2 separate regions of the Mus musculus genome follow, and region 2 is linked to region 1. The links are chromatin loops, found by intact Hi-C in ENCODE. Cell type or tissue: gastrocnemius. All regions are shown on one strand.

Region 1 (2,500 bases):
CTATGAGTCTCCTAGCTTCCTCTGGGTGAGCGGTCTCCTCACCTGTGTGGAGGTCACTTTATTCCTTGATTGTTTTCTACTTCGTTTTCTCTGTTAGAAAAAAAGGGAGGGGGGGGACTACATCAGAGAGCTGCTATTGAATGTCCACAGATCCAGGTAGCAGGGGACAGACAAGCATCTAGAATTCACCTGGAGGAAGGGAGTGGGCTGGGTTCTTACCTTGGGAGGCTGAGCATCTGGGACAGAGCGCAGAGCACGTTGAAAGGCTTTGGGGACTTTCCTAGGGTGATTTTTTTTTTTTAAATGTACCTGATGCCTCTCAGAAACCATAGCTTCCAGGCAGACTGGGCAGCACTCTAAGACCTGCCTGGCACACACAGTTATTAGATAAATGAATGTACTGGTTTTTTTCCCTCCTCTGCTTCTTAAAGTCTCTTCTCTTCAGTCCCCTACTCTATTTTGAAGCCCATTTTTTCCCTTCTGAGCCCTAGCTTATATGTCTCTGACCTCAGCCTCCTTACACAGGGTGATCTTGGCCAGAGCTTCTCTCTGGGTTTCCTACTGTGTAAATAGAGGCAAAAGACTGGCCTGTCCTTCCCAGTCCCTGCTTGCAGTGGGATGTTGCTGGCTTCCGTCCGTGTTCCATATCGGCTTCCATCAACCTCACCCTCCTCTAGCTCTGCCTTACCTGGAGGCTTGCTCTCCGGGATCAGCATCTTGTTCCTACAGGCATAAGTGCAGAAGAATGTCTTCCCCGAGGCCTCTCTGAGCCTCGCCTGCCTCAATGCATTCTTTTCCTTTTCTTAGCTGGTAGTGCTGCGGGGATGGACCCTCCCTCGTGTGCTGCAGGTTGTCCTGGGCTTCCCCAAGCCATTCTCATTCCCAGCTCACCCTCAAATCCTACTGTTTTGACAGCGAGAATGGAGCGATCACGTGACCACGTCCGACTTTTTGACAGTGAGACCGGGGAGATCACGTGATCACGTCCCTCCTCCCATACCCCAGGATAGCAGCGCCAGCCTCTAGGGACAGCAGAAGCGGCAGAAGCGGGTGCTTTTTCAAGGAACTTCCGACTACTCTGTTTATCAGGTCTTCCAACTTGGCCTTTACCATATCTGCCTACGACACGCATTGCTTGGCCCACGCAGATTTTTTTTTTTTTTTTTTCAGATTCAGTAGATGTGGGTGTGTGCCCAAGGACTCGATCACACGCTGGAACTGCTTGTATGGGAAGAGCCCTTTTGGAGGACTATTTTCTTAGGAGATTAGATGAGGCTCATGCTCATTAGAGAGCCCAGGACGGAGGGAGTTATCTGTGGACAAGGAACTTGTGAGATCATTGCTTCTTGCATCTCCCGGGAGTCTTGTAAACACGCAGGTGACTTTTATTCCTGAGAGTTGATGTCTGGGCATCTGCTTTCTTCTCACGTGTTGATCATGTTGTGAGCAACCAAGCTTTCAAGAGTCAGGAAAGAGACCTTCCTTGGGAGTGAGGAATGAGTAAATGTATAGCATTGGGTGAGTGTTGAATGTTCGAGAGGTCGTAGTCATCAGATGTTTTACATGTGTGCAACAGGCGGGACTGTAGAATGAGACCCACTGATTCATGCCCTGTAGAATCCCCTCTCATTGAGTAAGGCTGGGGTGGATAAACAGAAGAATACTTACAGACATGCTACCTTATATAGTACTACTAGTACTATATAGTATTATATAGTACTCTTAGTGTACTACCTTAAGTAGTAAGGATGAAGGATTTTTGTGGGTCACTTCAGGCTCGGTTAGTTAAGCTAAAGGAAGAACAGGTTGGTGGATCCCATGTAAGAGCCTTACTCTTTGTGAGCTGGTCTGAAGGTCAGAGTCAAGAGATTTGAAGCAGTGTCACATAGGCTGTTGGCCTTAGAGAGAGGCTTCAGGCTTGAGACTCAGCAGTCTTTGACATCTGGCCTTCAGCTGATAAAATAGCAGGGAGTTCAGTACTGCAATCATAACCATCATGTAAACTTGGGAAAGAATCAGAGGCTCAAAAGGGAACATAGCCAGGTTGAGCCTTGGCTATAGCCAGGAAGGACTCGGAGCAGAGAGACCCTCTAAGATGAGCCTAGACATTGGACCACAGCAGGCGAGGCTAAACTGCTGAGTATGTGGTATTGCTTTCACTGCAATAGGAAACAAATCTTTCTCGTTGCTGTGTGCACTAACCCAAGAAATGATGTAGCCGTACCTACAACACCCTGAAGCTTAACACAGTATCTATCAGTCATTTCTTGCTCCTGCTAGCGTATGTTTGGTCAACTGTGCCAGATCTTGATGATTCCTCATAACTTCTGGCCTTCAAGGCCATTTTCAAAGCAGCATTTGCAGAGAACATCTGCTTGATTAATATCGTTTTGATGTTCTTTCTCTCTGTCCCTCCCTCTCCCTCTCTCTGTGTCTCTACATCTGTTTTTGTCTCTCTGCGTCTCTGTTTCTCTCTCTTCCTCTCTCTGTGTCTCTCCTT
Region 2 (2,500 bases), 85 kb before region 1:
GTAAGCTAGCTCCTTGTTTGGTAAATGCCTGTCAACTCTTAAACAGAACCTGGCATTCAGTGAATGTGAAAATGCCAGAGGTATCAGGTTCACAGTGCATGCTGTGGGAATTTTTGCTGAGTATGTGTGTATATATACCACTGTATCTGATGTTTAATTGAATTCCTTTACTCCGCAATGATGTTACAGTTAGCAAATGCTGTCACATTTTACACAGGTAACATGCTATTTAAAATCCCAGCCATTTTGCCTTGCTCTTAAACAATGGGGGAAGTGCTATTTAAAAAAAAAAAAAAAACCAAAGCCAAGAAGGGATCCAGAGAGGAGGTGAGCTCGCCACGGTCCCCAGATTCAGTGTCACCCTCTCCCTCTCCAAGGAGTGCCGATGGCGGGAGATGGAGGAGCACCGGCAGGCAGAGAGGCTCCAGAGGCAGTTGCAACAAGAACAAGCATATCTCCTGTCTCTACAGCACGACCACAGGAGGCCGCACGCACAGCAGCAGCCGCCGCCCCCGCAGCAGCAGGACAGGAGCAAACCGAGCTTTCATGCTCCAGAGCCCAAGCCTCACTATGACCCTGCTGACAGAGCTCGGGAGGTACCTGCTTTCCCTATTGCTTACAGACTGGTCCCGAGAGAGCTAGGCGTCCCCTGATGACTGTCGAGAGCTGTACTGCAGGATCTCACCTCTGTTTTCTGCATGGATTTCTTGGTTAACAAATGCTAGAGAGATCAGAAGAAAACTACACACACACACACAAGTACCTGGCAGTGTTAGTCTTTACCATGCGAATGAGAGAAATGTCAGTCTTGTTTAAGACTAGCATGAGGAGGCAGTGGACTTTTAGCCTTACTGGATCAGTGGTGTTTGGATGACCAGAGCCTCCCATAAGGATGCAGCAAGTGGTCCTCTCTGGGCTAGACAGAAGGACGTGGGTGCGTCCAGGAGCACTGTGCGGTTCTGGCCTGCAGATGGCTCCCTTCTACATCTTCCCTCACAGGGAGCAGAGTCCAGGACAGATTCTGTTCTTTAGAGAGTAATGAAGCTCTAGGTGCTGAGGATAGTCTAGAAGCTGCTTTGCTTAATTTTCATTTTCATAGTTTTTAAAAGTCCTCTATCAAATCTTAGCCCTGCTCAGCACCGCCACTGTGCACTTAGCTGCCTCTCTTCTCAGAGCTGAATAGAACACATTTTCTCTCAGTTGTCTTGCTCTTACATGTTCCTCATCTCTCCTTTCCTACTAACATGGAGCCGTGTCTTCTAATTCTCTGACGCAGGTGGAAGATAGATTTAGAAAGACTAACCACAGCTCCCCTGAGGCCCAGGCTAAGCAAACGGGCAGAGGACTGGAGCCACCCGTGCCTTCCCGGTCAGAGTCTTTTTCCAATGGCAACTCCGAGTCTGTGCACCCTGCCCTGCAGAGACCAGCGGAGCCACAGGTAGCAGCAGTAGCTCCCTGTGCCACGTGTAGCCCGTTGTCTCAACAGCTGGTGTGAACAGGAGGCGTGCATTCAGCGTAGGGAGAGGAGGCTTGTCGTTTGTTTGTTTTGTTGTCTAAGATTTTTATTGAACTCATTATGGCTATCTCCAGTCAATACTTTTATTTCCCCCTCCTTAACTCAGATGTGAAGTCCCTCCTTCCTCTTAAATACTTTTTTAAATTATATTTTTAGAACGTTGGTTTTATTGTATAAGCAGGTTAGAAGAGAACTTTTAACCTGAACATTTTGAAGTAAGTACTTTGTGTCTGTGGTCCCAGCTCCCTGAAGGACCTTTGGACGCTAAAGGTGGCCTTGCATTTCTGTGCAGGCTCCTATTTATTTGGCTGAATGTGTAAATTTCCTGGGAAAAGGTTTTTGGTTTTGTTTGTTTGTTTGTTTGTTGTTTTAAAATACAAAACCAGATTCTCAAACCTGTCAAGATTGAACACAGGTTATGCCTAGTGGGTTGAATATTGATTTCCTGTAAGAGATTAGGACAGAGTTTATGACTTTTCCTTCAGTCTGTCCCAGAGTCTGTCTTGTCTGAGTGCTCAGAAGAGAAGCAGCAGCCTTGTCTAGAAAGGACAGTAGGTGGCAGACACACCCATCCCCTGAGGGTGTGTAGGCACTCCTCCATGCTGCTCTGCCTCACACACTTCTCTGAGCTTTCTGTACTCGGTCGGCCCTGGTGTTTGCATGTCACCTAGGACAAGAGTTGGTGGTTTTGAGAAGAAATGGCCCTTCTGTGACAGATGCAGTCACATGAGAATTTGAATGTGTTCTGCAGTAACCAACCCTCCTGGGGGATGGTTGAGCTGAGCAAATCTGAGGTACAGGGGGTGGGGTTTATGCAGATATAGCAGCTGAGAGCTTCAGAGAGCTACACCAGAGAATGCCAGCAGAGGCAGTGGGAAGGGCCAGGTGCCACTTGCTGCTCCACTTAGTGCCTGTTTCCTGGTGAGAAGCATGGTTGTCCTGAGAGCTAAACCCAACACAAGGGCAAACTTGCCTCTGAGCAGC

The links. A loop is a pair of places that touch in the nucleus more often than their neighbours do. Peaks named below come from ENCODE experiments on the same cell type or tissue, not always from the same donor. Only the 100,000 strongest peaks of a DNase experiment are listed, where the experiment ranks them.
Region 2: a loop joins it to region 1, with 3 times the contacts of the local background. A loop is called at or near these places in 6 of 42 quality-filtered maps.

Annotation. Positions count from the first base shown.
Region 1 is chr1:40,084,925-40,087,424 of GRCm38, forward strand. The region is part of intron 1 of Il1r2 (interleukin 1 receptor, type II); the gene reads left to right. It overlaps Gm16894 (predicted gene, 16894), which reads right to left and starts at 927. Exons shown (of 4, transcript NR_037980.1): 1 at 689-927; 2 at 220-363; 3 at 43-90. In gastrocnemius, a CTCF peak has its summit at 1,036; a DNase peak (open chromatin) is centred at 960; H3K4me3 peaks cover 1,458 bases; H3K27ac peaks cover 983 bases.
Region 2 is chr1:40,000,154-40,002,653 of GRCm38, forward strand. Map4k4 (mitogen-activated protein kinase kinase kinase kinase 4) reads left to right here. Exons shown (of 32, transcript NM_001252200.1): 15 at 471-596; 16 at 1,277-1,438. Among named protein-coding and RNA genes, the nearest start is that of Il1r2, 83 kb to the right of the region's middle. In gastrocnemius, CTCF peaks have their summits at 969 (motif pointing right) and 2,059 (motif pointing right); a DNase peak (open chromatin) is centred at 949; H3K4me3 peaks cover 52 bases.